Linked DNA regions of Homo sapiens: region 2 is linked to region 1. Evidence: read pairs that join two places in POLR2A ChIA-PET (ENCODE). Cell type or tissue: Panc1. All regions are shown on one strand. Each heading gives the region's core, and the rest is flanking DNA. Links, peaks and the distances in the headings are about the cores only. Region 1 overlaps IFITM3-AS1 (IFITM3 antisense RNA 1). Region 2 holds the start of LOC105376517 (a long non-coding RNA gene).

Region 1 (15,208 bases), core at 6,686-9,185:
TGAGACAGAGTCTTGCTCTGTCACCCAGGCTGGAGTGCAGTGGCACGATCTTGGCTCACTGCAACCTCTGCCTCCCGGGTTCACGCCATTCTCCTGCCTCAGCCTCCTGAGTAGCTGGGACTACAGGCGCCCACCACCACACCCGGCTATTTTTTTTGTGTGTGTGTTTTTTGTAGAGACGGGGTTTCACTGTGTTAGCCAGGATGGTCTCGATCTCCTGACCTCGTGATCCGCCCGCCTCGACCTCCCAAAGTGCTGGGATTACAGGCATGAGCCCCCGCGCCGGGCCCAATTTTTTTTTATAAATTTTGCTTCCATGTGTACCTTGTAAATGTTTTCCGGGAGCCCTGAATGACTTGCAGTTTGGAGCTGCCCAATTCATGAATTGCTGTTTGCTAAAATAGACCCTAAAATTTTTTAATGTGTCTGTTTATCTTTTTAGCAGTTCAGGTGTCAGAAGGGAGACCTGGAAGAGTCTCCTCCTGGCCATAAAGACACCTGGCAGCAATGAAGAATCTGGTGTGGACGCCTGTGGAGCCTCTGTACTCACTGCTTTCTTGCTGCTGATGTGGAATCCCCACCAGTAGATCCCTCCTGGATGCTGTTGCAGGAAATCGGGAAGCTGGAGAGATGGAACGGGGTGAAGGAGAGTTTATTTAAGGTGTACACCGGCTCAGCAGACATGCGTCCTGAAAGTCTGAGCACCAGACAAAGAAGGCAGTTGCCTTTTTTTTTTTTTTTGAGACGGAGTCTCACTCTGTTGCCCAGGCTGGAGTGCAGTGGTGCGATCTTGGCTCACTGCAAGCCCTGCCTCCCGGGTTCACGCCATTCTCGTGCCTCAGCCTCCCGAGTAGCTGGGACTACAGGCGCCTGCCACCACGCCCAGCTAATTTTTTTGTATTTTTAGTAGAGACAGGGTTTCACTGTGTTAGCCAGGATGTTCTCGATCTCCTGACCTGGTGATCTGCCCGTCTTGGCCTCCCAAAGTGCTGGGATTACAGGCGTCAGCCACCGTGCCTGGCCTAATTTTTCTACTTCATGCAAGTTCCACAACTTTCATCCTAAGATCTCCAACTTTATTTGAGCATTAAAGAAAAAAAAAAATTCCAGGGCCAAGCACAGTGGCTCATGCCTGTAATCCCAGCACTTTGGGAGGCTGAGGTGGGCAGATCACGAGGTCAGGAGTTCAAGACCAGCCTGGCCAAGATGGTGAAACCCTGTCTCTACTAAAACTACAAAAATTAGCCAGGTGTGGTGGCAGGTGCCTGTAATCCCAGCTGCTCGGGAGGCTGAAGCAGGAGAATCGCTTGAACTCGGGGGGCGGAGGTTGCAGTGAGCCGAGATCGTGCCATTGCACTCCAGCCTGGGCGACAGAGTGATACTCAGTCTCAAAAAAAAAAAAAAAAATCCAGACTAGATCTAGCGTCAAACTGGATCTATCAGAAACTGAACTGGGCCTAGTAGGCATCTTCACATAGGTAAGGGTTTGGGAAGACAGAATAATGAGTTTATCTGAATCCACAGAGTCTGAGATTCCTCCACCTGAGAACCAGTACTTGTCTAGAGAAACTGGTGAACTTTACCAAAGACACCTTAGAATTAAGTGGTGGCCGCAGTGGGTAAGTGATGACCTAGACAAAGCTGTTCATCTGTGGTATCCACTGCAAAAGATGGGATCCAAAGCAACTAAGAGAAAATGGAATGCATTTTTTAATTCACATGTTGTTTTTGACACAGAGTCTCACTCTGTCACCCAGGCTGGAGTGCAGTAGTGTGATCTCGGCTCACTGCAACCTCCACCTCCTGGGTTCAAGTGATTCTCCTGCCTCAGCCTCCTGAGTAGCTGGGACTACAGGCATGCACCACCAAGCCCAGCTAATTTTTTGTATTTTTAGTAGAGATGGGTTTTCGCCATGTTGCCGGGCTGGTCTCGAACTCCTGAGCTCAAGTGATCCATCTGCCTCAGCCTCCCAAAGTGCTGGGATTACAGGCGAGAACCTCCATGCCCAGATGATTTTTTGATTGGCATGCACAGGCTGCTAAAAGACTAAATGAATCCCAAGTTGTCTCTCTAAAAGACTCCATAGAAAAAGGCAAATAGAAAACCAAAGCAGTTAATTGACAATGAAAAAGGGCATGTCTACTGACTCAGCACAGATGAGCCCTTCTCTCTTTCTCTCCATCTTGCTCTGCCAGATTGCTCTGAACTACTCACTTTTTTGCTCAGTAACTTTTATACCCCAGAGGCAAAAAGAAAGTTAGCCAAACTTTCATCGTGTTAGGCCTTTAGATCAACCAGGCCTTCCTTCTTTAACCACATTGACATCTTGATTAAAATCTGAGCTCAGAACAATAGTGAAAGGTTTCCCTGTCCCAGAAATTTGCTGATGATGTAGAATTATATCCTGGCCTATTCATGCTAACTCCAGGCATGGAAAATGCTTGCCAGTTCATCAGTAGGCGCCACCCTGAACTCAGTGATGGAGTTAAAAAGCATAAACTGGGCTGAGAAGCCTCTGATCTAGCCAACGTAGGCCCCAAATGTGCTACTCTGGCATAAAGATTATTTTGATCCAATTCTTTTGAGACCCTTTGTAAGAAAAATTTAATTCTATAAAGGAGATAGAAGTGGTGGCTCATGCCTATAATGCCAGCACTTTGGGAGGCTGAGGGAGGAGGGTTGCTTGAGCCCAGGAGTTCAAGACCAGCCTGGGTGACATAGTAAGAGTCGGTGTATTAGTCCCTTCTCTCATTGCTGTAAAGAACTATCTGAGTCTGGGTAATTTATACAGAAAAGAGGTTTAGGCTGGGTGTGGTGGCTCATGCCTTAATCACAGCACTTTGGGAGGCTGAGGCAGGTTGAGGTCAGGAGTTTGAGACCAGCCTGGCCAACATGGTGAAACCCCATCTCTACTAAAAATACAAAAATTAGCCAGGTATGGTGGCGTGCACCTGTAATCCCAGCTACTCAGCTGGCTAAGGCAGGACAATTGCTTCAGTCTGGGAGGTGGACGTTGTAGTGAGCTGAGATCGCGCCACTGCACTCCAGCCTGGGTGACACAGCAAGACTGTGTCTCAAAAAAAAAAAAGGCAAAAGAAAAGAGGACACATGGCTGGGGAGGCCTCAGGAAAGTTACAATCATGGCAGAAGGTGAAGAGGAAGGGGGCACGTCTTGCATGGCTGGAGCAGGAGGAAGAGACAGAAGGGGGAGGTGCCACACACTTTTAAACAACCAGATCTCATGAGAACTCACTATCCTGAGAACAGCAAGGGGTAAGTCTGCCCCCATGATCCAATCACCTCCCACCAGGCTCCTCCTCCAACACTGAGGATTACAATTTGACATGAGATTTGGGTGGGGACACAAATCCAAACCCTCTCACCCCATCTTTACAAAGAAATTTAACCAACAGTTTGAGGTTGCAGTGAGCTATGATCGCACCACTGCACTCCAGCCGGGTTGTAAAATAAGACTCTGTCTCAAAACAAAACAAAACAAAACAAAGTAAACAACAAAAAAAAAGAATGGAGAAAGCATTGATTTAAATCTACATCACAAAACTTACCTTTACTTAGCGTGCATTTCTGACCCCCATCTTGGCTTAATTAGCGCTTTGCTTGCTTTCTCTCTCTTTTTTCTTTTCTTTTCTTTCCTTTCCTTTTCCTTCCTTCCTTTCTTTCTCATTCCTTCCTTCTTCCCTTCCCTTTCCTTCCTTTCTTCCTTCCCTCCTTCCTCCTCTTTCCTTTTCCTTCCTTCCTTTTCTTTTTCTTTCTTTCTTTTTTCTTTCTTTCCTTCCTTCCTTCTTTCCTTGTTCTTGCTTTTTTCTTTCTTCTTTCCTTCCCTTCCCTTCCCTTCCCTCCCTTCCTTCCTTCTTTCTTTCCTTGTTCTTGCTTGCTTGCTTTTTTCTTTCTTTCCTTTCCTTCCCTTCCCTTCCCATCCCTTCCCCTTCCTTCCTTCCTTCCTTCTTTCTCCTTCTCTTTTTTTCTCTTCCTTTCTTTCTTTTCTCTTTCTCTTTCTTTTTTTCATTTCTTTCTTTTTTTCTCTTCTTCAAATGAAGATATTTAAGGCTGAAGTCTAAGTTCTGTGCCTTTGAGATGTAAATTTTCTACTCTGCTCAAACACCTGAGGGTTATCTCTTTGATATGCAAATTTTGGGAAGCCATCTTATGAGAAAAGAAAAAAAAAGAGCTATATGGAAATTGGGCAAATGAAAAACCTTAAGTCTTTCCCGCAAATATTAATAAAAGCTTTAATCATCTGGCAAGTAATTTTGACTTGTTCCATGTGCCAGAAACAAGATTTGAAGCCTATTGTTCTTGTATTAAACAGTGTGTTTTGTATTACTGTGCTTGGCATGTGGCTAAGATTTTAGAATGAAGCTGTAACACTCTAGTGTCTGAAGAGTGTGAAAAAAAAAAAGAAAGCTATATGATCTGCTTCTGTCTGTATGTTTATGTATGTCTATGTATACATGTACACGTGACATTTTCCTACTCTAGATTGCGTTGCCAAAATTAATTTATAAAAAAGTGGTATTTAATTGGCTTAAAGAAAAATATGAGCTTATATAAGTTGAGTTATCCTTAAACTCTTAGAAATATAGAAACTAACCCAAATGTTTTTTAAATTTCATGTCATCTGAGATTATAGTTGGTAAATAAATGCTATTTAAACTTTTCTGGTTTAATGAAATATTTAGAGTTGTCAGCATTAAATAAAACGCAGACACACAACTTTGGTTTTACCTAGGTTTATTAGGCAAAAACTTATGTTATCTCTGTTACAAGAGTTGCCACCAAGAAAAGCAATTTGATGATGTCTAGCCTTGTCTGCTGTTATGAAACATCTACTTAAAAGCAGCTTGCCGATTCTCTTTGGTAGCTTGCACTGTTAGAGTCAAGTTAAATTAAATGATGGTTATTCATCGACTATCTAGAAAGATATTTTTTAAACCTTATTTTTTTTGAATAACATAAAATACTGAAACTTTGATTGCTAAACATAAGCTTGTCTACTTTTGGCTTCTTATTATAGAAGTACTAAACATACTTGTCTCTGCCAGCAAACACATCCTGTGCCATATTGAAAAATTGTATGATAAAGAAACACACACTTCTAGAAATTATGACATGGTATATTCACAGATTTGCCAATCTGCAGAATGTTGGTATGTATGCAAAAAGTTGACAAGTGTTTACTTGCTAGTTTTCACTAGAAACCAAGGTTAATAGCTGGTGTGGTGGCTCATGCTTGTAATCCCAACACTTTGGGAGGCTGAGGTGGGAGGATCACTTGAGCCAAGAGTTCCAGACCAGCCCATCTCTACCAAAAATAAAAATTAGCTGGGCTGGGTGTGGTAGCTCACGCCTGTAATCATAGCACTTTGGGAGGCTGAGGTGGGTGGATCACGAGGTCAAGAGATTGAGACCATCCTGGCCAACATGGTGAAACCCCATCTCTACTAAAAATACAAAAATTAGCTGAGCATGGTGGTGGACACCTGTAGTCCCAGCTACTCGGGAGGCTGAGGCAGGGGAATCACTTGAACCCGGGAGGCGGAGGTTGCAGTGAGCCAAGATCGCGCCACTGCACTCCAGCCTGGGTGACAGAGTGAGACTCCTCTCAAAAAAAAAAAAAAAAAAAAAAAGCTGGGCATGGTGGCACATGCCTGTGGTCCCAGCAACTTGGGAGACTAAGGTGGGAAGATCACTTGAGCTTGGGAGGTTGAGGCTGCAGTGAGCTGTGATAGCACCACTGCACTCCAGTCTGGGCAACAGAAGAAGGCCCTGACTCAAAAAAAAAAAAAAAAAAAAAAAAGATAAGAAAAGCTTTTAAAGTTACTAAGTGTTTAGAATTCTAATTATATGGTAATTAAAATTACGAGAAATAATAAGGGAAGCAGCTCTGTATGCAGAATATACAAACAAAGGAAGGCGAATTTTGGGTAAGGAAAGTTATAAGAGGCTGGTTGTGGTGGCTCAAGCCTGTCATCCCAGCACTTTGGGAGGCTGAGGGGGGCGGATCACCTGAGGTCAGGAGTTCGAGACCAGCCTGGCCAACATGGTGAAAGCCCATCCCTACTACAAATACAAAAATTAGCCGAATGTGGTGGTGCACGCCTGTAATCCCAGCTACTTGGGAGGCTGAGGGGGAAGAATTGCTTGAACCCGGGAGGTGGAAGTTGCAGTGAGCAGAGATTGCAAGACTCAGTCTCAAAAAACAAAAAAAAATTATAAGGTATGAAGGTGTGCTTTTTTTTTTTTTTTTGAGACAGAGTCTTGCTCTGTCGCCCAGGCTGGAGTGCAGTGGCACAATCTCTGCTCACTGCAAGCTCTAAGTCCAATTAAACTCTTTCTTTTGTAAATTGCTCAGTCTTTATTGGCAGCATGAAAATGGACTAATACAGTATTGCAGGAAAAGTCTGATGGAATGGCATGGCTTTCTAGGCTCAAGAGGTTTTCAAAGTCAAATCTGAAATTCTGTATTAAAAGTTCTAGTCGGGAGCAGTGGCTGACGCCTGTAATCCCAGCACTTTGGGAGGCCGAGACGGGCGGATCATCTGAGGTCAGGAGTTTGAGAACAGACTGGCCAACATGGCAAAACCCCGTCTCTACTAAAAATCCAAAAAAATTAGCCGGGCATGGTAGGTCATGCCTGTAGTCCCAGCTACTCGGGAGGCTGAGGCAGGAGAATCACTTGAACCCAGGAGGCAGAGATTGCAGTGAGCCAAGATCGCACCACTGCATTCCAGCCTGGGCGATAGAGCAAGACTCCATCTCGAAAAAGAAATTAAAAAGACTTCTAAGGCTGGGCAACATGGCCAGACTCTTTCTACCAAAAAAAAAAAAAAATATATATATATATATATATATTAGCTAGGTGTGGTGATGCATGTTTGTGGTCCCAGCCACTTGGGAGGCCGAGGTGGGAGGATTGCTTGAACCCAGGTCAAGGCTGCTGTGAGCCATGATCATGCCGCTGCACTCCAGCCTGGGCAGCCGAGTAACACCCTGTCCCCTCACCCCCACCCCTCAAAATAGTTCTAGTGCCAGGTGTGATGGCTCATGCCTGCAATCCCAGCACTTTGGGAGACCGAGGTGGGAGGATTGCTTGAGGCCTGGAGTTTGAAACTCACCTGGTCAACATAGCAAAAACCCCTCTCTAAAAAAGAAAAAATTAGCAGGGTATCCCTGTAGTACCAGCTACTCAAAAGGGTGAGGTGGGAGAATCGCCTGAGCCCAGGAGTTTGAGGCTGCAGTGAGCTATGATTATGCTACTGCACTCTAGCCTGGGTGACAGAGTGAAACCTTATCTCAAAAAGAGAAAGAGTTGTAGACTTTTAAAAACCCGACATGGCCGGGTACGGTGGCTCACGCCTGTAATCCCAGCACTTTGGGAGGCTGAGGCGGGTGGATCACGGGGTCAGGAGATCGAGACCATCCTGGCTAACACGGTGAAACCCCTTCTCTACTAAAAATACAAAAAATTAGCCGGGCACGGTGGCGGGCGCCTGTAGTCCCAGCCACTCAGGAGGCTGAGGCAGGAGAATGGTGGGAACTCGGGAGGCGGAGCTTGCAGTGAGCCAAGATCACGCCACTGCACTCCAGCTTGGGCGACAGAGCGAGACTCTGCCTCAAAAAAAAAATTTTTTTTTCATGATTTTATGTTTATATTTTAACACAAATAGGAAGATTATAGGGTGATACTTTACAGAATTGAAGGAAAAAATCTAGAATTTTATATGCAGCCAAATTGTTATTCAAATCTAAGAGCATAATAAAGATATTTCCAGAAAGCCTCAGAATGTGTCTCTCCCTCACATCTGCATTGAAAACATTCTTGAAGAAGGAAGTCAAAAAAGAAAAAAATACCAAAAACAAAAAACAGAAATCCAGGAAATGCTGCAGGCCACAGGAGAAGTCTGGGGACCAAATGTGTTTGTGAAATCTGTTATTAGGAACAAACCACTGCCAATAAAAAGGTAGATACAAAGGGCAAAGATGAAGGAAAATATGGTTGTACAAAGCCTGAAGATCTGGGTAATGCCATCAGGAAGGGAGTGAGAGATCAAAGGGATATGGGAAGGTTTGCCAAAGGGTGCGTGGTACCAGGAGCTCCAGGTATGCTAAGTCCAGGAAGTGAATGGGGCGAATGAACAGTGTGGGTCTTAAGACCCCCCATCACAAGAGCGCACTAGGCCACACCGTGTGCCCACCACTGTAGGGGAGAAGATACAACGTTGTTCTTTCCCTCCTAGGTTCTTAGTTGAGACAGTCTCCTGAAAATAAAAGTGAGATTAACATGAGAAAAGTCAACAGCAGTTTATTGATGCCTGCTGTACCTGTCTCACGGGAGAGGCCTCAGGTTAAAAGTATTTCTCTCTCTCTGCAATGGCTTAGGAGCCTTACTTAAATAGTATTTTAACATGAGCCATAAATCCTATGGGAACAAGACAAAGGCAGGAAAATGTGGGGAGGAACCTTTACGGGAAGAGCAACATCTCCTCCTGGAATCTCTCTGTCTCTGAGCTGATATACAAGTGTCTTCAGGTGCGAAAGGCAGAGAGGAGGCCAGGAAGCCCTTAGTCTTTGTAACTTGCTGTCCTGCCATCAGGCAAGCAGAGAGAGGGACAGAGCATCGCCCTGTGTTTTAACTTTCGTCCTCTCAACAACCCGCAGTATTTTAGGGTGTTTTGGTTTGTTTCATCACGTGCAACAAGTCTTGGCACTGTGGGAGCAGAAAGGCTGTGAGACCTTTCTTCACCCGTCACAGGGTCACAGCGACACTCTTCAACAACACACAGCTAACAAGAGGAAAGCAGAGCACATTTATTGCGTCCAAGTTGTGTGTGACACAGAAGACCCAGAGACCCAGGGAAGCTCTTTATGCTCAGATTAGATGAAGAATGTGCAGCTGTGCAGAAACGGGAACAAGCCAGCGGGAAGGCTGAGGGGGGAGCCTTCTCAGCCTCCCCTGCAAAGCCCCTTCCTCCCTCCCACGCATGGGGGCAGGACCTCTTGGAAGGAAGGCCTCCAAGGGAAAGGGACAGAGTGACCTTCCAGGTTTTCGGCCTGCTTTGGGGGAGAGGAGTTCTATTTTCTGTGGGGAAAAGGAATTCTGGTTTCTGTGATTCACACTGGGGAGAAAATGGGGCAGGAAATAGGAGGGAAGGAGAAGGTCAGAGAGGCTTTTGCTTCTGAGGGGCCCTTAGTGCCTCCATAGCCAAGTACTCAACATGCCAAAGGGCCGTATTTGAAGATCACATTTGGAGCCCTAACAACAAAAAGGAGGGACTCAACAAGTTTTGTGGTGCCAGGCATGGCGGGAGGAGAGCCTGAGGCCAGGAGTTTGAGACCAGCCTAGGCAACAGCAAAACTCCATCTTAAGAAAAAAATGTGTATATGTGTGTGTGTGTGTATTTGTTGAATGAATGAATAAATATAAATTTTTAGAAAAGTTATGCCGAGCGCGGTGTCTCACGCCTGTAATCCCAGCACTTTGGGAGGCCGAGGCGGGCGGATCACGAGGTCAGGAGATCGAGACCATCCTGGCTGACACGGTGAAACCCTGACTACTGAAAATACCGAAAATTAGCCGGGCGTGGTGGCGGGCGCCTGTAGTCCCAGCTACTCAGGAGGCTGAGGCAGGAGAATGGCGTGAACCCGGGAGGCGGAGGTTGCAGTGAGCCAAAATCGCGCCACTGCACTCCCGCCTGGGCCACAGAGCGAGACTCCATCTCAAAAAAAAAAAGAAAAGTTATAAAAGAAAAAATCTCTCATGATAATCACCAAAAGAAAAAAACCCCAAAAGTAGGGCAAATAGAAAATATAAAAACTATGGCAGAAATGTCCTTGTAGAAGAATTATTATAATAAATATGAATTAAAAGACAGATTTAATAAGAGATACATTTTAAGAAAAGACCCAGAAATATGGAAAAGTTCTCTGAAACTGAACTTGGGTGATTCCCGGTGCCTGACGGAATCAGCAGGCAATCCTCCCCTGATGGAGATAACACCCCAGGCCTGGAAGTCGCTCCGTGTCCAACAATGAAGCATAAACAGGCACCGTGGAGAGAGAAGACAGTGAGGGCGAGGGACAAGCGGAGCCACAGGCAGCAAAAACTCCGGGTGCTGGAATTCCCAGACAATAAAGCAGCGGTGCGCGCTATGCTTTTGGAAACAAAAGGTAAACTTGAAGATTTTTTCAAGGAATGGGAAATGGATACGGTGATACAGTAAGAAAAACCGGCTTGGCCTTCGTTCCCGGTTCTGCAGAGCCCCTAACATCCTTGTGATTCCGAGGCGATGAGGAGTAAAGATAGAGCTCCTCTCAACCACACCTGCGTTTACGCTGTGAGAGGCCTTTGGAAAGGGGCTCTGGTTGCCAGGCGATTTGAGGGCTGGAACTGCCGGCCCCACCCTCAGCCTGTGGGGAGGGGAGAGGGACTGGATTGAGTCAGTCCTTAGGGGAATGATTTAAGCAATCGTCCCTACATAATGAGGCCTCCATAGAAAACCCTAATCAGCAGACGTCCAAGAACTTAGATGTTGGAAGCTCTAACTCATCGTGTTTGGGTTTAGCCAACACTCGATTAGGTTTGGTTTAACCCACACGTGGGTGTTGAAATCCTGACAAAAAGCAAGAATGTGTTCACCACAGAAGTCCGGAGTGGTGGTCTTTGGGATGGGAGGGGTGGTTGTCAGGCCTCTGAGCCCAAGCTAAGCCACCGTATCCCCTGTGACCTGCACGTATATACGCCCAGATGGCCTGAAGCAAGTGAAGAATCACAAAAGAAGTGAAAATGGCCTGTTCCTGCCTTAACTGATGACATTATCTTGTGAAATTCCTTCTCTTGGCTCATGCTGGCTGGAAAAGCTCCCCCACTGAGCACCTTGTGACCCCCACCCCTGCCCGCCAGAGAACAACCCCCTTTGACTGTAATTTTCCTTTACCCACCCAAATCCTATAAAACGGCCCCACCCCTATCTCCCTTCGCTGGCTCTGTTTTTGGACTCAGCCCGCCTGCGCCCAGGTGATTAAAAAGCTTTATTGCTGACACAAAGCCTGTTTGGTGGTCTCTTCACATGGACGGACGCGAGTGAAAGTCGTGACTGGGCAGGGACAGGCAGGCATCTTCTCGGGGATGGGTAATGCACCATTTTTTGACTAGGGTGATAGTTTTTTACTTTCGTATTTTATACATTTTGCTGTAAATTTATTAAATTTCACAATAGGGAAACGTTAAAAATATATGCACCCATCAACACAGACTTTAAATACACCAGGCAACCACAAATAGAAATGCTGGGAGAAGTGGGTTCAGCAGTCATCATATTTCTGAAGTCACCAAAATTCTGCCAGGAAAAGGTCTGGAGCACCTGTGAGGCCAAGGCTAAGATCTCCAGTGAGGGTGAGACTAAGCTGAGGACCTGCAGATGACTGCTGCAATGGCCATCTGCATCAGCCAGGACAGGCTGTGTTAGGCTGCGTAACAAATGGCCCCACGTAATTACGTCCTGTGCACGCTCCACTCCCACTAAGGAGGACTCTGCTCCCCACCCTCATGCAGAGGCCCAGGCGAGGTCACACCTCGACATGCGTCTCCGTGGTCACTGAGGCGAAAGGAAGGAACTCCACAGGAAGACACAACCCTGCCATCTGCCCAGAGGACAGCTGAAGGTGTCTGATGAACAGCACTAATGCGCACCACATCCAGACACCTGCGAGGTACTCAGAAGACTGCCCTTCCTGCAGGCAAAATACACCTGCTTCCTCAAGGGCAACCCGGTGTCCTCCAGCTACATGAAGGTCAAAAGTACACAAGTTGCCGCATCCAGCCTAGCTGTGTCTCCTCCCAAGCTGGAGGGCCCTGAATTAAAAAGATGAAGAGTTTTCTGCCCACGCCCCCAGTATTCAACCAAGGAGCAGGGACAGGGGCTTCGACGGTTTGGAAGGGAAGAAGGCAGATCCCAGCAGTCATGCTCTGCAGCAACTCCAAAGTCCCAGGGGTGGCTGGGTGAGGACGCTGACGCCGGGGAGCAACTTCCGGGAAGAGATGAGGGCTGTGCTTGGTGGAGGGGACACTTCCCATCCCCACGGTCCTCCGTGGCCGCACAGGGTGGGTGCTGGAGAGTTGAGTGGCTTCCTCAGCTCCTTTCTTGCCTATAGAGACATGGGGGGCCCAAGGGCTACTTTGAGTCTCAAGTTGTCATGATCTCTTTGGATCCAGCCTGTGTTTTTAGGACAGTGCAACTCTTTCAAATCTTTGATCAACTTTTTTTTCTTTTTCTTTTTCTTTTTTTGAGGCAGGTGTCATGCGAGTCCATGTGAAGAGACCATCAAACAGGCTTTGTGTGAGCAATAAAGCTTTTTTTTGTTTTGGAGACGGAGTCTGGCTCAGTCACCCAGGCTGGAGTGCAGTGGCACGATCTCGGCTCACTGCAAGCTCTGCCTCCCGGGTTCACGCCATTCTCCTGCCTCAGCCTCCCGAGTAGCTGCGACTACAGGCGCCCGCCACCACACCCGGCTAATTTTTTGTATTTTTAGTAGAGACGGGGTTTCACCGTGTTAGTCAGGATGGTCTCCATCTCCTGACCTCGTGATCCGCCTGTCTCGGCCTCCCAATGTGCTGGGATTACAGGCGTGAGCCACCGCACCTGGCCAGCAATAAAGCTTTTTAATCACCTGGGTGCAGGTGGTCAGCAAAGGGAGATGGGGTGGAGCCATTTTATAGGATCTGGGTGGGTAGCAGAAAATTGCAGTCAAAGAGGTTTGTTCTCTGGCGGGCAGGGGCAGGGGTCACAGGGTGCTGGGTGGGGGAACTTCTGAGACTCACTGTCCAGGAGAAGGAATTTCATGAGGCAATGTCGTCAGTTAAGGCAGGAACTGGCCATTTTCACTTCTCTTGTGGTTCTTCAGTTGCCTCAGGCCATCTGGATGTACACGTCCAGGCTTGGGCTCGGAGGCCTGACAGCAGGGTCTGGCTCTGTCACCCAGGCTGGAGTGCAGCGACGTGACCAATCAACACTCAGTGCAGCCTCGACCTCCTGGGCTCGAGCGATCCTCCCACCTCGGTCTCCCGAGTGGGTGGGACCACAGGCATGCACCACCACCACTGGCTATTTTTTCATACTTTTTGTAGAGACAGGGTCTCACCATGTTGCCCAGGCTGGTCGTGAACTCCTGGGCTCAAGTGATCCGCCCGCCTCAACTTCCCAAAGTGCTGAGATTACAGGCGTGAGCCACAGCACCCGGCGTAAATCAGCTTTTTAAACTTCAGTCTGATTTAGTCAGGTCCCTGTTCCAGAGTCACACCTGCTCGTCCTCCCTGCTCTTGGCTTTGCTGCATTTCCTTCCTTGGCCGTCCTCAGCCCCCACTGCCCCCTCCCCCTAGAATCTCTCTGCACAAAACGTGGCATCAGGTCAGGCTTGAGACCATGAATCACTCCCTTAGTCTCTTTTTCTTGGAGCATTTGGTGCAATAAAAGGGCTTTCCTGGGCCATTCCCTTGGCCGGACCCTACCTGGAGATTTGTCAGCGGTGGGTGCGGTGGCCTGCTCTTGATTCCATCCTAGCCGCAACCGCTGAGATCGACATTCGAGGGTCTCTGCAGTCTTCCCTTCTGCTGGTCAGGATGGAAAGGCAGTTGCCTCTTTTAACCCACAAAGTACCCCCCGGGTTTTCTCGGTTTCCTTTCGCACCTGCTCACCCACCGGCCAGTTCTCTCCTGAGCTCATGATGCCAAAACCCACATCCGGCCGCAGACAGCACCCGCAGAACATTCGCTGCCCGGCCTCAGAGTCCAGGGCTCACATTTATTAGGTTCTTGCTCCGCCTTCCAAACACCCCACCACGTCCTCCCTGCTCCGCCTGGCCCGGGCAGCACTGCCCCGAGTCAGCCAGGATGAGCCAGGCTGTGCGGTGGTAACGAACGGCCCGACCCTCAGCCGCTGACTCCCTCCAGTGTGGGCCTGTGGCAGGTGTGGGGTCTGCGCCTCGTCCTCGCCCAGCCGCCCAGGTTGGGGAGCCCCCAGCGTGTGCTGCCAGGCCTCCGAGGTGGGAACGGGAGGTGGAGTCACGCCTGATCTCTTGGCACCACCTCTCATGCCCACAACATCTCACTGGCCACCTCAAGTGACAAGCTCATGCCAAGCTGCAAAGGGGTGGGAAAGAAAGATTCCAGCAAGAAAGCTGGAGGCTTGGGGAACAGCACTGATGGGCCTCCCCGTGCACCTCGGGCGCCTTGAGGCACTGCACGTGCTGTGGGGTGTGTGCCTGTGAAGAGGGCAGGGCCGCACTTGGGAGGGAGAGAAGGGGAGTCGCTGCCCCGGGGAACAGCAGCTGCATTAGAGCAAGAAGGTCAGGGCACCCCCATGGGGCTGTTCGACCGGAAGCTCGAGGAAGGGGCTTTTCACCCTCGTTCTGACCCAGAGCTTCTCTGAATCTGTCCTGACCGTCTGCAGGCATTGGTGAAGCTGGCCCAGCAGCTCCTGGAAGGCACCCTCTAGCTGCAACTCCAAAGGGGCTTTTCGGCTGCAGCTCCCACCACGGCTGCTGAAGAAAGGGCTTGGGAAGGAAGGCGCTGTGGCCATCCTGAGATGCAACCTCATTCTCCACTCTGAGCCTGCAGAAAGACAGGGCGCCCACTTACAGAGACAATTTCAGATTGCTTTTGTGGAAGATGAATGCTCAGATGCTCTTTATTTCTCTGTGAATTAAAACCCTAATTTAAACATTAGCTGGGCATGCTAATGTGTGTGTTACTTGGGAGTTCCAGCTACTCGGGAGGCTGAGACAGGAGGATTGCTTGAGCCCAGGAGGTGGAGTCTGCAGTGATCTGTGATGGTGCCACTGCACTTCAGCCTGGGTGACAGAGTGAGACCCTGTTTCAAACAAAGAAACAAAACCCACAAACCAAAACAAAACAAAACAAAACTCTATTTATTCCTCACTCTATTTTTTGGCCATTGAGAGACCCCACAGAGACTTGCTTTTTCCTTAAACTGCTAAGTCACAAAGTTCTAGAGCTTACTGTGAGAAACAAACTCACTCGCCCGAACCCAAAGAATGGATTTAGAAACGCAGAAGACAGCAAAAGTGAGACTTTTGATGACGGTCTTGCAAGATCAGGTATCTATCTGATGGGCAGGCACTCACAGCACAGTCACAACCAGCGATTTATCTCCCAGTGCACAGGCCCCTCCC
Region 2 (15,208 bases), core at 12,284-14,783, 1.4 Mb before region 1:
TGACCATCCCCTTCAGACAGGCTCTTCCTCACCCTCCCCCGATCACCACCACCTCCGCCCATCCAGCCCACCAGCAAAATCTGCCACCTCACCCTGCCTTGTCAGCCACCACACCCCACCCAGCCACCCCATATTCTTTCTCTGCGTCTCCCGCGCCCCATCACACCCTTCTCTCAACGAGTGCCAGTGGCCCCGACAACCTGCTGAGGTTGTCCTCACCCTCCTGTTCTCAGCCCTGCAGACTCCCCATGGGACACTCAAGGCGCAGCCTGCAGGGTGCAGCTCCCTCCTCTGTGCGCTCCGGCACCTGCCCGCCTGTACCCCTGGCCTGGGGCATTTGTGCCCGCCGGGCAGGAGGCTGGCTTCCTCCCTGCCTCCGCATCCTTACCCGGACCCCAGGCATCCCCAGAAGTGGTCCCGCCCTTCCCCTTTGCTGCTCTTCCAGTCACCACCCCTGTGTTTGGTACTACGTCCCCCATGTCTCCCACCCCCTACTATTCGCTCCTGGAGGGCAGGGATTTCTGTCTGTCCTGTTCATCACAGCATCCACATCACATCTGGCCACAGAACGTGCAGCACAAACCCTTGGCAAACAGCAGCGAAGGCCCGGGCAGGTGAGGGCCTGCACTCTGCAGACAGGACCCTGCTGGGTGCTCTCGGTGGAGACTTTGGGAGCACGGTACAGAGCCACGAGCAGGGCTGCCTCCTGCCTGGCAGTGGTCCTCCCAAGAGGACCCAGCCTAGGCGCACAAGGAGCAGGGGGAGCCACGGACCCCGAGAACCCCCTTTCCGTCTGCCCAGCTTGCACTCTCCCGTGTTAGGTGTCGCCCAGAGAGGGGCGCAGTCCCTGCAAACTCAGTGGGGTGAGCGAGTGAGGGGCTATAGCATGTCCCACGTGGGACCCAGAGAGAGCAGCCTGCTTGCCAACACTCCCAGCACCACCCACCTGATGGCCTGTGAACAGACTCAGATGCCCTCACCGTGGCATTCAAGGCTCTTCCAGCCTCCCTCGACCTTCCTGTCCAGCCTCCAGGGCTGCAGCTCACCTCCACCTGTACACCCTCGGTCTGGCCAAGCCAGCAGGATGGCGTGCTGGCCTCCCTGCCCCTGCTTGTGTTGGGGGCCCCTGCCCGGGCACTCTTCCCCTGGGGCCCTGCCTTCCCCAGCAGGCTCCCCACCCTCTGGCTGGCCTCCTCTTGGAAGTCATCTTCCCTGCCTTGAATGAGCTCCCTAGCCTGGTTGCCAGGCTTCTCCCACGACCTGTGTGTCCTCCATGGCCCAAGGGGCAAAGAGTCCTGGGCTTCCTTGTGTGGCTGCCAAGCGGTCCAGAGCCAACAGAGAGAGGCAGGTTACACCGGGAACACCTGCCACTGTGCCCCCACCCTGCCTATGAGGATGGAAGTCACCATCCCATTTTACAGATTGGAGACTAAGGGATGAAGAGGGGATGGAGAAGGGGATGGAGAGGGGCAGGTAACATGGGGAACACCAGCCACCATGCTCCCGCCCTGCCCATGAGGATGGACACTACCATCCCATTTTACAGATTGGAGACTAAGGCTCAGACAGGTGAGTAACCCACGTGAAGCCACACACCTGGGGTCCTCTGTCTGTCACAGAGCAGTGCTTCCTGCTAGCATGATGCAGAGAGGTGTGTGGTATAATGCCGGGTAACTCGAGGGACGAGGGCTCTGCATCCGCAGCACTCACTGTGAGGCTTGGGGTCCCTCCAGGACTGGAAGTGGAGGCCTCAGCATCTGCCTCTGGGCAGGGCCCTGCCCCCAGCTCAGCACCCCCATGCAGGCTGGAAGAATCAGGGCATTGTTCACAGGACAGAGGGGCCACCTGTCCCCACCCACCACTCCCTGCCCTTATGAGTCACTGCTCCAAAGAGAGGGGGTGTCACAGCCCCAGACCCGTTTGTCCAGCTGCCTGGGAGAGGCAGGGTACCACAGAGGAGCTGGCATCCCGAGAAAGGGTGAGTGTTGACTGCCACCACCGTCCCACCCTGGGGAACAGGCCTTTTGGCTGTGGGTGGGAGGTAGGCGAGGGCTGCAGGAGGGTGATAAGGCCTTTTCCTCGAGTGGGACCAGATCAGCCCACAGCAGAACAGGTTCTCCCAGAAGAGAAGGGAGAGCACATGCCCAGGCTCCATGGACTTCCGGTTCTCCCCTCCCTTCGCACCCCCACAATGAGGTCACGACGGGGTCAGTGTGGCCCTACCCTGGTGGCTGCACCAAGACATGGGGCAAGGATGTGGTGGCCCTTCCCGCTCCCTGTGGCTCTGCTGCAAGGACTTCTTGGGGTGGACTGAGGAGGCTTGGAGGCCAGATGGCCTGGGCCCCTTCTGGGTGGGGAAGTCAGGGCCCCTTTAGAATGGCTGGCCCAGTGTGAGGCTAGAGGGTGGTCACTGGCCACGTCTGGGGGTGGAGGTGAGTGCAGATGTTTGGACAGTGCCTGAGGCCCCTGGGGCCAGGGGAGGGCCCCTTGCTCCAACACCCTCCAGCTACTGAGGCACAAGTCATGCCTCTGTTCTGTGGGACATTCAGATGTCCCAAGAGCCCCTAGGGGAAAGCCACAGGCATTGCCCAACTCTTCCTGACACTCACAAGCCCAACATCAGAAACAAGCATCTCAGGCCAACCCAGCCTGTCTGAACTGGGGCAGAACCATCAACCACCAGGACCGCCCTAGCTAAACCAAGCAGCCCATTCCACCCAACCCAACACCAGAGGCCCCATCCCCACCACATCACCCTGATGGCTCCATCCCCCCAACTCAGCCCCCATGATCCAATCCCACCCAGCTCAGTCCCTGATGGCCCCATCTCACCCAACTCAGCCCCAATGGCCCCATCCCACCAGCTCAGATCCCATGATCCAATGCCACCCAGCTCAGCCCTCAATGATCCCATCCCACCAGCTCAGCCCCTGATGGCCCCATCCCACCAGCTCAGCCTCCCGTGGTCCCATCCCACCAGCTCAGCCTTCCATGGTCCCATCCCACCAGCACAGCCCCCTGTGGTGTCATCCCACCAGCTCAGCCCCCGATGGCCCCCTCCCAACAGCTCAGCCCCTGATGGCCCCCTCCCAACAGCTCAGCCCCCTGTGGTCCCATCCTACCTAACTCAGCCCTGATGGTCCCATCCTACCAGCTCAGCCCTGATCACTCATCCCACCCAGCCCAGCCCCAGCTCCTCAGCTCAGCCTTTCTCAGTGTATCCCTCTCCACCGCAAGCTTCAACACTCCAGTTCTGGAGCAGGGGGCTTCAGGATTCAGGCCCCTCCCCTTGCCCTTACTCCTCTGGCTTGCCCTTGTTTTCACACAGATGCCACCACCAGCTGGTCCCTTCCAGAGCTCTGTCTGAACTCCACCAGCCTTGCTTCTGGCCTCATCCTGCAGACCCAGGGGACACCTCCACTTGCAAGTTCAGTCCATGGGCACTGCACACTCTCTCGGCCCCAAGTTGAACCCCTTTTCCTCACCCAACATCCTCCATTTCAACAAATGGCAGCGTTGTGGGTAAAATAACACCTCCTTCAGAGACATTGACATCCTCATCCCTGACTTCGGTAAGATGTGGCCTTAGCAGGTCAAGGGGACCTTGACGATGTGACTCAACAGATCTTGAGATGGGAGGCTATCCTAGATTATTGGGGTGGGCCTCAGGTCATCACAGGGGTCCTTTGGAGGGAAAGGCAGGGGAGGAGGCAGAGAAGGCGATGAGAAGATGGAAGCAGGTTAGAGTGCTGGCTTTGAAGATGTGGGTAGGGCCCAGCCAAGGCCCAGCCAAGGCAACCTCTAGAAACGGGCAAGGCCAAGGAACAGGTTCACCCCTGGAGCCTCCAGAAGGAACCAGCCCTGCTGACACCTCGATTTCAGCCCAGCGACACTGAGTCTGGACTTCCGGCCTCCAGAATCGTGAGAGAATGACTATGTGTCGTTTTAGCCACCCACTGTGTGGGCAGCTCTGCTCCTATGGGACTCGCGCTGGAACCTGTCTGCCATCCTTATTTCTAGGAGAACCAGAGGGGAAGAAGTAAACGCTGCCGTCCCCCTCTCCATCCACCTCTCCATCCACCTCTCCATTCCCTCTCCATCCACCTCTCCATTCCCTCTCCATCCACCTCTCCATTCCCTCTCCATCCACCTCTCCATTCCCTCTCCATCCATCCACCTCTGCATCCCCCTCTCCATCCCCTCTCCATCCCCTCTCCATCTCCTCTCCATCCCCCTCTCCATCCCCTCTCCATCCCCTCTCCATCTCCTCTCCATCCCCCTCTCCATCCCCTCTCCATCCCCTCTCCATCTCCTCTCCATCCCCCTCTCCATCCCCTCTCCATCTCCTCTCCATCCCCCTCTCCATCCCCTCTCCATCCCCTCTCCATCTCCTCTCCATCCCCTCTCCATCCCCTCTCCATCCCCTCTCCATCCCCTCTCCATCTCCTCTCCATCCCCCTCTCCATCCCCTCTCCATCCCCTCTCCATCTCCTCTCCATCCCCTCTCCATCCCCTCTCCATCCCCTCTCCATCCCCTCTCCATCCCCCTCTCCATCCCCTCTCCATCTCCTCTCCATCCCCTCTCCATCCCCTCTCCATCCCCTCTCCATCTCCTCTCCATCCCCTCTCCATCCCCTCTCTATCCCCCTCTCCATCCCCTCTCCATCCCCTCTCCATCCCCTCTCCATCCCCCTCTCCATCCCCTCTCCATCCCCTCTCCATCCCCTCTCCATCCCCTCTCCATCCCCCCTCCATCCCCTCTCCATCCCCCTCTCCATCCCCTCTCCATCTCCTCTCCATCCCCTCTCCATCCCCCTCTCCATCCCCTCTCCATCTCCTCTCCATCCCCTCTCCATCTCCTCTCCATCCCCTCTCCATCCCCTCTCCATCTCCTCTCCATCCCCTCTCCATCCCCTCTCCATCCCCTCTCTATCCCCCTCTCCATCTCCTCTCCATCCCCTCTCCATCCCCTCTCCATCTCCTCTCCATCCCCTCTCCATCCCCTCTCCATCCCCTCTCCATCCCCTCTCCATCCCCCTCTCCATCCCCTCTCCATCTCCTCTCCATCCCCTCTCCATCTCCTCTCCATCCCCTCTCCATCCCCTCTCCATCTCCTCTCCATCCCCTCTCCATCCCCTCTCCATCCCCTCTCTATCCCCCTCTCCATCTCCTCTCCATCCCCCCTCCATCCCCTCTCCTTAGTATCTGTCGTCTGCCCTCTGTCCCATTCTTAATGCCGCTCTCTTAGTTCATCCCCTCGAACCCAGAGGACCCGGAGCCCCTGGCCACGCTGCAGGTGAATGACCACCCTACGCTCAGGCCAATCACTTCTCTGTCCTCTGTCCTTTCCTAGTCGACCATTGCTTGGGCTCAACCCTCACCTGCCCTCCCTCCAAAGCCTGCAGACCAGATGCTTCAGCCGCCCCCCTGCCGGAGGCCCTCCCCTTCACACCCCTGGCTAGGCCAGCACCGTGGGCCTGTCCGGCATGGCTGCCCGGCTTTCAAACCCCTGCAGGGCAGGACCCTCCCCTTGGGGATGCCTTCCCTGAGCCCATCTGTACTGGTCATGGTCCTCCAAAGAGACAGAACCAATGGGGTGTGATAGGTATATATGCGGAGAGAGAGGGATTTATTGTTTAAAGTTGGCCTGTGTAATTATGGAGGCAGCAAGTCTAAAACCTCAGGGCAGGTTGGAGACCCAGGGAAGAGTTGATGCCTCATTGTGAGTCCCGAGTCTGTCGCTGGCAGAATTCCTTCCTCCTCAGGGATCTCAGTCTTCTTTCTGTTAAGGCCTTCAGCTGATTGGCTGAGGCCCACCATACACTGGCACATCATCGGCTTTACTCAAAGTCTACGGATTTAAATGGGAATGAGAATCACCTCTGAAAAACACCTTCACGGAAACATCTAGACTAGCGTTTGCAAATATCTGGATACTGTGGCCCAGCCAAGTTGACACAGAACATTTCACCATAAGCATTTGCACGGGTAGTCCATGTACATTCGCATCCCTTCCTGGGCGCCGGGCTTGTCTCCCCAGTAAGCCAGGGCAGGGAAGCTCCCTCCCTGGGCCTCCCTGCAGCCTGGCTAAGCCACTCCTGTGCCAGATGCATCCCCTGGCTGGCGGGCCCCCATCACCCCTTTGACCTCACCTCATCACATCCTTTCCCACCTTCCTAGCCATGGAGGCCTCTCGGTCCCTCCAGCTCATTCCATTCTCAGGCTGGCTCCTGTCCGTCATTGAGGAAGGCCTTCAGTCATCCCTATAGACACCCCAACCTCCTCACTGTCTCTGAGGCAGCCCGGCCCCAGCTGTTCCCCTCAGCACACACCACAGTCTGGAACTACATCTCTTATTGGTTGAGCACTTGCTTTGGCTCCTATTTGCCCCATGAAGGCAGGTCTGCATCTGTCTTGTTTGTCCCCAGTGTGCAGCAGCCGCCGGCATCCCAGAGGTGCCGTGGATTTTGTTAAAATATGAAGGAAGAGTCCCCAACCAAGCTTGGGGGACAGTGAGCTGCGTATTCAGTTATTCCAGCTGCAGAGCCCAGTGGGCTCTGTGGCCGCCTGCCACGGTGCACCCATACCTGTGGGCTCCTGGGGTCTCCCGAGGCCTCCATGTGCCTGCCAGGCCCTCCCAGGGAAGCCATGATGGAGGAAGGCCATGGCTCAGGGCTCAGTCCTTGGAGCTGAAGCCCCTAATCCAGAGGGTTTGTGGGCCACTGGGACCCTGGTCTTTTCATCAGTGCCCTGAGACTGCAGCCCTCAGAGACTGCTGAACCCTAAAGCTTTTGGGTTTTTTCCTATTACACATTTGTGATCCTGGAAGGTCAGGTGCCCGAACAGGGTGTATGCAGAGGGTGGGGAGCAGGAGGTTAGCTTAAAAGGTCATCCAGTTCAACCCCAACTGATGACTGGCATCCGGCTCTCCTCCACAGCACCCAGGCCTGTCCAGCCCTGGGGGATGCCCAGAAACGCACACCCCGGCAGCCAGTGCAGAACTGGGCCCCACAGTAAGCTCAGGACTCGGGGGTGCTCATTTCTGGAGGCAGGTAGAGGTTGAGGCTCCTGGAAGAGGACACAGCAGAGGCCTCCAGCAACTGTGAGCCCTGCATGCCACTCCTCTTCCTTGCACAGAGAGACAGACTGAAGGTCAGGGGCAGCGGCCAGGGTGGGTGAGCTGGATAACCTCAGGGTGGAGGACTGGGGGGATGCTAAAGGCACAGTGCACCTTCAGCCAAGCTGGGTCCCTTCCCAGCAGGACACCCAGAGATGCCATGTCCTGGACCTGGAGGGAAGCCAGACAGCTGTGCCTGGGCACCCCCCTCCCCCTCCCCCTCCCCCACCTGTGCCCAGCACCCCTTTCCCCTCCCTGACCTGTGCCTGGGCGCCCCTCCCCCTCCCCCACCTGTGCCTGGACACCCTCTCCCCCAAACCTCGCCTGTGCCTGGGCACCACCTTCCCCTCCCCGACCCGTGCCTGGGCACTCCCTTCCCTTCCCCCACCTGTGCCCAGCATCCCTTCCCCTCCCCCACCTGTGCCTGGGCAGCCCCTCCCCCTGCCCTAACTGTGCCAGCCATTCACAGCCTCCACCTTTCCCCCCACCAGCCCCAGTCCTGTCCAAAGTCAGCTGACAAAAAGCTAATTCCCTCCCTGGCCTCCTCAACTGCTCTTGCAGAACTAAAGCTGCCTGTGGCTGGAGCCCCAGGGTGCCGCAGCCCCCTTTCTCTTGAGGGTCATGGTGGCCCCAGCTCTGAGAGTGCAGTGACTCAGCCCTAAGAGGAGGGAGGGGCAGGACTGGAGCAGGGGTGACTCAGCATCTCAGCCGCTCCCTCTCCTACCTCCTGGGGTTGGCGGGGGACTTGGGGAAGAAACCACTTCCCTGCTCCACACCCAGCGCCTGACCCCATCCAGGGAATCTGACCTTCAAGCCGTCCCTTAAGCCGTAGGGCTGCAGAAGGACCCCTTGCCCCCTTCCTTCCCCCGCCGAGGAACAGAAGTTATACACATACACGCACCCACACACACACACACACACACACACACACTGCCACCATGATCAACATCTTGCATTTGTGCAGCACATTTGTTATAAGTGATGATCACTGATGCAAGGATGCATTACTGTTAACTAACGTTCATAGTTTACAGCAGGGTTCGCTCTTTGAGTTGTACATCCTGTGGGTTTTGACAAATGCATAATGTCCTGTTCTACCATTACAGTATCATACACGGCAGTCTTGCTGCCCTAAAAATGTTCTGTGCTTCACCTATTCATCTGCCCTCCCCAAACCCTGGCAACCACTGATCCTTTCACTGTCTCCATAATTTTTCCTTTTCTAGAATGTCATAGAGATGGAATCAGACAGTATGTAGCCTTTACTGGTTGGCTTCTTTCACTTACGTTCCTCTATGGATTTTCATGGCTTGTAGCTTTTTTTTTTTTTTTTTTTAACACTGGGTCTCTCTCTGTTGCCCAGGCTGCAGCTCAGTGGTGCAATCTCAGCTCATTGCAACTTCCACCTCCCAGGATGAAGCAATCCTCCCACCTCAGCCTCTCCAGTAGCTGAGACTTCAAGCTCCCTCCAGCAGCCGAGCTGATTTTTGTATTTTTTTATAGAGATGGGGTTTCACCATGTTGCCCAGGCTGGTGTCAAATCCCTGGGCTCAAGTAATCTGCCCACCTCGACCTCCCAAAGTGCTGGGATTGCCTGCGTGAGCCCCATCCCCGGCCTGCTCATTTCCTTCTAGTGCTGAAGAATATTCCGATGTCTGGATAGACCACAGTTTGTCTGTCCACTCACCTCTAGGCAGACATCTTGGTTGCTTCCAGTTTTTAGTGACGGTGAATAAAACTGCTCTAAACATTCGTGTGCAGGTGTTGGTGTGAACATAAGTTTTCAACTCATTTATCGAGGTAAATATCGAGGCGGGCAGTTGCTGGATGGTATGATGAAAGTACATTTAAGCCTTGTAACAAACTGCCAAACTGTCTCCCAAAGTGGCTGCACCGTTTTGCAGTTCCGCCAGCAACGCATGAGACTTCCTGTTGCCGCACGCCCACCCCGGCATTTGGCGTTGTCAGTGTTTTGGATTTTGGCCATTCTTACAGGTATGTGGTGGTGTCTCACTGTTGTTTTAACCTGCAATTCCCTAACGACGTACGATGTTGAGCATCTTTTCGTGCGCTTATTTGCCAGCTGCATTTTTTCCTTGGTGAGGCGTCTGAGCAGACGATTTGCTCACTTTTTAAATTGGGTTATTTTCTTTTGTTAAGCTTTGAGAGTTCTTTGCCTATTTTGGATACAAGTCTTGTATCAAATATGTGTTTTGCAAATCTTTTCTCCCAGCGTGTGGCTTTTCTTTCCATTCTCTTTGGCAAGATCATGAAGGTGGCCCTCTTTGCCTTTTTCCTCCCTAAAGGATTTACCATTTACATCACATCCCTAACTGATCTAAAATTGAATGTTGTGTATGGTATGAGGGAGGGATCGAGACCCTTCCATTCCATTGCCTGAAAAGATCAGCCTTTCCTCCACTGCATTTCCATGTCACCTTGACACTGTATACCTGAGATTCCTCCTTCCTGTCCACCCATCTATCTTTGTGTCAATACCACACTGTCTTGATGATTGAATATGACAGTCATTCTCTCTTAAACTTCACCACCACCACATCACTAAAACAGGTCTTGTCAAGGTCAAATTGTGAAACGTTGTGGTGAATGCTCATCTTCCACAGGCCATCAGCAGAGCCACTCAACACAGCAGCCACTCCCTCCTTGAACCACTTTCTTCGGCCGGCTCTACGGGCCCCACCCTCCTGGCCTCTCCTGTCTCCAGATGGTTCCTCACCTCCTTTGCTGGTGCCTGCTCAATCCTCTAACCTCTTCTTCTTCTTCCTTTTTTTTTTTTTGAGATGGAGTCTTGCTCTGTTGCCCGGTGTGCTGTGGCACAATCTCAGCTCACTGCAACCTCCACCTCCCAGGCTCAAGCGATTCTCCTGCCTCAGCATCTCGAGTAGGTGGGATTACAGGCATCTGCCACCACACCCAGCTATTTTTGTACTTTTAGTAGAGACAGGGTTTCACCATGTTGGCCAGGCTGGGCACGAACTCCTGACCTCAAGTGATCTGCCCGCCTTGGCCTCCAAAAGTGCTGGGATTACAGGCGTAAGCCACCGCACCCAGCCTCAATCCGCTAACCTCTTAAAGTTGGGAGACCCCTGGGCTCAGTCCCTAGACCTCTTCTATTCTCTAGCTACACTCAGCCTGGTGCCATCCAATCTTATCACCACAACACATGGCACTGATGACTATCTCATGTCCGTCTCAGCCCCGACCTCTCCCTGGACTCACAACTCAAATCACTGCTGCCATGCAGCAGAATCACCTGGTTGCCCCACATGCTTTGTCTCAATCTGAAGCATCCAAAACTGAGCTCCTGGCCTTCCTCCCCAAGACTCTTACTCCTGCATCTGTTCCCATCTCAGCCAATAAAAGGCCATCCTTCTAGGGTTTTGGGTAGGCCGTGGAATGTCAGTATTGGCCCCTCCATCACACACCGTCAGTCCAATCTGTAACCGCCCAAGGGGTTCACCTTGCCTGCTGCCTGGACAGAGCCCATTCATCAAGACAGGGGAATTGCAATAGATTAATTCACGCAGAGCCAGCTGTGCAGGAGAGTGGAGTTTTATTATTACTCAAATCAGTCTCCCCAAGCATTCATGGAGCAGAGTTGTTGTTGTTTTTATTTATTTATTTATTTATTTATTTATTTATTTATTTCTATTATACTTTAAGTTCTAGGGTACAGGTGCACAACGTGCAGGTTTGTTACATATGTATACATGTGCCACATTGGTGTGCTGCGGAGCAGAGTTCTTAAGGACAACTTGGCGGTACGGGGAAGCCAGTGAGGCAGGAGTGCTGATTGGCCAGGGATGAAATCACAGAGGGTTGGAGCTGTCTTCTTGCGGTGAGTCAGTTCCTGGATGGGGGCCACAAGATCAGATGAGCCAGTTTATTGATCTGGGTGGTGCCAGCTGATCCGTCAAGTGCAAGGTCTGCAAAATATCTTAGGCGCTGATCTTAGGAGCAGTTGAGAGAGGGTCAGAATCTTGTAGCCTCCAGCTGCATGACTCCTAAACCATAATTTCTAACCCTGTGGCTAATGTTAGTCCTACAAAGGCCATCTAGTCCCCAGGCAAGAAGGAGTTCTGCTTGGGGAAAGGGCTGTTAACATCTTTGTTTAAACTATAAACTAAATTCCTCTCAAAGACAGTTCAGCCGACACCCAGGAATGAACAAGGATGGCTTGAGATTAGAAGCAAGATGGAGTTGATTCAGTTAGAGCTCTTCCGCTATCTCAGCCATAATTTTGCAAAGGTGGTTTCGAATAATCCACCTGGAAATTCTCTGGCCCTACCTCAAAAGTGCATCCAGAGTCTCACCCCTTCTCACTGCCTCTCTCTGACCTCGGACTGCTTCCTTTCCTCCCCACCTCCAGGCCGGCTCCCTTTGCCTCATGGCCTCTGCTCTCCTGTTCTCATGTCAGCGGCTCCTGACCAGGCCTTTGGTTTATTACCTCCTTCAAGTCTGATTAGAGCGCCTGGCGGGGTGGCTGACGCCTGTAATCCCAGCACTTTGGGAGGCCAAGGTGGGCGGATCACCTGAGGTCAGGAGTTCAAGATCAGCCTGGCCAACATGGCAAAACCCCATCTCTACTTAAAATACAAAAATTAGCCAGGCGTGGTGGTGGGCAACTGTAATCCCAGCTACTCCGGATGCTGAGGCTGGAAAACCGATTGAACCTGGGAGGGAGAGGTTGCAGTGAGTGGAGATCACGCCACTGCACTCCAGCCAGGGCAACAGAATGAAATTCCACCTCAAAAAAAAAAGGTCGATTAGAAGAGGCTTCTCTTCCCGCAGGGCCCTCCCCTGCCCCTCTCTGTGCCCTGCAGCAGCCTCCTCTTTGGTACGTTCCACTCCCCAAGCCCTGCGTGGGCGTCCCACCCACCCCCCAGCTTCATTTTAATCTCTGCCCCTCCACACACCTCCCCACCCCCACCCCTGTCTATATATGAACGGCACTGGGTGGGAATTTCCCTATTGTTTTCTCGATTTCCTAGAGCAGCGTCTACTCGTGGTAGGTGCCCGACACTCACATGTTGAGTGAATGAGCAGATTCTCAAGGCTCCCAAGGGACTGACCCATCCAGGCAGACCCTTTCCAGTCTGGGATTCAGCACTCCCCATGGAGAGGCAGGGTTGGGCTGACAGCCTCCAGCCCTTGCTTGCCCCTGTTAGGTGTCAGCATGCAGCGGGCACCCAGCAGGTCCGACTCCCTTCTCTGCCCCTTTCCTCTCGGGCACTTTGCCATCCTCTGATTCCCTGACTCTCCACACAGCCAGGAGGGAGCCGGAGAAGCCACGACCCCCGTCCTGTGGCTGGCTTCCCAGAGAGAAGCTTGGGGCCCCTCCGTGGTGGGAAGCTCAGTGGGCTGCGATGGCAAAGGCTGAGATGGAGCCTGGGCCTGGCCCCCACCTCCTGCCTCCTCTCCCCAGGTGGGCCGAGCACCCCACAGATGGAGCCCATGTCCCTGCATGCGGTCAGCCGAAGGGTGTGAAAGGTGAAAAAGGGCCCTGTCCCCTGCACTCTGCCAGAGGCGGGGCCTGGACACGCTGCAGCACCCACTGGCCCAGGAGCCCTGAAGGCAGCCCTGGTGGGAAGAGGGTCTCCTGAATCGGCCTGGCAGGTGCAGGAGTCTGGGGAATCTGAGCCAGACAAGGAGGCCAGGGGTCGCTTCTGTACCCTCAGCTCCTAGCAGGGGCAGGCAAGGGCTCCAGAGACCGTTAGCCCAACCTCAACTCTCCAGGGACAGAGGTGAGGCCCAGATTGAGAGGGTCTGCCCGGGTGAGCCAGAGGCAAGGGGATTAGAAGCCACTCCCTTGACCTTCACCCAATATGCCAGCAGGGTCCCACCCTGCCTGGTGGGTCAGTCCCTCGGGGACCCTGAACACCCAGGCATTCATCCCACACATAATTACTGGGCACCTACCACGTGCCGGGCTCTGCTCCAGGAGCTGGGAAGCTGAGCGGGCCCAGGCAGAATGCCCCCTCTGTAATAAACAGAATAACAGATGGTATCTGCGGTGGGGTGGGGCCTCTTCACCCTTGGGGCCCCGAGAGGGTCCTTGCTCAACAGTGCCCCGTTGTCTCAGGGGATGGTCCAAGGCTCTTAGCCTGGCTAGCACCGGCCCACACACCCCACAGCTCGCTGCCACGTTGTGCTTCTGGCCCCACTGGCCATCCGCACTACCCACTGGCTCGCAGCCTCACCGGCTCACCGGGACCTCTGGGTGGAGTGTCGGCCACGCTCTGTGGGCATGCGTCCTCACAGGTGCGTATCTCAGTATCCTGGACACCAAATGCTTCGTCCACCACTGGACCTGGGGACCGAGCAGGGTGGCTCAGGGGACACTAGCTGGGACCATCTTTCACCCCTTGCTGGAGTCCAGTCCCCCAGGGTCGGCTGACATCTCCAAGATCCCAGCCCACTGGAAAGCACGTGATAACCCCAGGTGCCAGGTCCAGGCTGGCCGTGGGCCCCCAACAGCTGGGCGGATTCTGAGGGCAAGGTGTGGACCCCCAGCAGCTGGGCAGATTCTGAGGGCAAGGGTGTCTGTCTGCTCGGGCTTCTGTGTTCAGGCTTAGAACCCCCTCAGATGAAGGGCTCTAAATGGGCGGGAAGGTGGGGCTGAGGGGGCAGCCACTCATTTGTGGCCATCAGGCAGATCCAGCTTCGGGGAGGTTCCGCAAGGGCCAAGGTCCTGATATATTTGGTTACAGAAAAGGTGGGAATTCCAATCCCGCCCGCCGAGAACCACAGAACCTCACTGCCTCTGTAAAGCGGGGTTGGGCCCATCTACCTCGCAGGGAGCTGGGAGGAGAAAACGCACCCTGGGTGAGAGCATGGGGAAGCATCCTTCATTTGGGTCCAAGCTCAGATGCCACCTTCTTGGAGGGACCTTCCTGCGGAGGTCGCTGTTGAGCACATCCCCTGGCTCCATTTCCTGTGTGACTTGGACCTGCCTTAAATGATTTGTCCCAATATCCCTTTCCTACTTACAGCGACCGCACCTCCCGCCTGGCTGTGTGCTCCAGAGCATCTGGGGAATGACCGGGCCCTCCCCTCCAACAGGCCTAATTCAGTCCCCCATGCCAGGCAGGACCAGGGCACACGAGAATGGTGAAGTCCTGGGGCAACTGTCACCATGGCCTCTGCAGGCTCAGTGTCGGGAGACCCAGTTTCTGACCTGGATACACTGCTCACCTTTGAGGTCGGGGCCTAGAGGGACGGTGCCACGTTGGAGACAGGCCTCCAGGGACAGTGCCACGTTGAAGACGGGGTTCCAGGGACGGTGCCACGTTAGAGATGGGGTTCCAGGGACAGTGCCACGTTGAAGACGGGGTTCCAGGGACGGTGCCACGTTGGAGATGGGGTTCCAGGGATGGTGCCACATTGGAGATGGGCAAGTCTGGGCTAAGGGAGGAGGGCCCAGGGTGGCCAGGGCAGGGCCCAGTGAGGTGCTGCTCTGAGGAGGTGGAGAGTGGGCGCTTGGGCAGGGGACACTTGGAGAGTAAGGATGAGGTCCATCTGGGTACCCTGGGTATAGGGAGTGTTGTTGAAAAAAAGCCAAACACTATAAAATATTTGAAGATATTTATTCTGAGCAAATGTGAGGACTATGACCTGTGAAACCACCTCAGCAGGTCCTGAGAATATGTGAGCAAGGTGGCTGGGTAACAGCTTGGCTTTATACTTTTTTTTAAAATTTTCAGGTCTTTTCTGTAGAGACAGGGTCTCACCATGTTGCCCAGGCTGATCTCAAGCTCTTCAGCTCAAGCAATGCTCCCACCTTGGCCTCCGAGTATGCTGGGATTATAGGCAACAGTCACCATGCCCGGCCTGGTTTTACGGATTTTACAGAGACAGATGTTACAGGCCAAAACCATAAATCAACATATGTAAGATATACATTGGTTCAGCCTAGAAACAGGGTTGGCAGGGGCAGCTTCCAGGTCATAGGGGATTCAAAGATTTCCTGATTGGCAAGTGGTTGAAAGAGTTATGTTTTGCCTAAAGAGTTAAAGTGGGATTACTCACGCCTGTAATCCCAGCACTTTGGAAGGCTGAGGCAGGCAGATC

The links. ChIA-PET counts read pairs that join two places held together with the same protein. Peaks named below come from ENCODE experiments on the same cell type or tissue, not always from the same donor. Only the 100,000 strongest peaks of a DNase experiment are listed, where the experiment ranks them.
Region 2: POLR2A ChIA-PET joins it to region 1 with 7 read pairs; 1 of 35 experiments calls an interaction of 5 or more read pairs at or near these places.

Annotation. Positions count from the first base shown.
Region 1 is chr11:329,661-344,868 of GRCh38, reverse strand. IFITM3-AS1 (IFITM3 antisense RNA 1) reads right to left here. Exons shown (of 5, transcript XR_007062540.1): 3 at 13,527-14,886; 4 at 12,840-13,001; 5 at 11,180-12,166. Among named protein-coding and RNA genes, the nearest start is that of IFITM3, 16 kb to the right of the region's middle. RefSeq lists enhancers at 10,433-10,986, 10,987-11,540, 13,623-13,722. In Panc1, for the core only: no CTCF peak of the experiment used is centred there; no DNase peak of the experiment used is centred there; H3K27ac peaks cover 1,170 bases.
Region 2 is chr11:1,765,295-1,780,502 of GRCh38, reverse strand. It overlaps LOC105376517 (a long non-coding RNA gene), which reads left to right and starts at 1,923. Exons shown (of 4, transcript XR_002957212.2): 1 at 1,923-1,978; 2 at 3,329-3,572; 3 at 8,481-8,917; 4 at 9,003-9,137. It overlaps LOC124902610 (a long non-coding RNA gene), which reads right to left and starts at 1,780. Exons shown (of 3, transcript XR_007062550.1): 1 at 1,597-1,780. In Panc1, for the core only: no CTCF peak of the experiment used is centred there; no DNase peak of the experiment used is centred there; H3K27ac peaks cover 2,434 bases.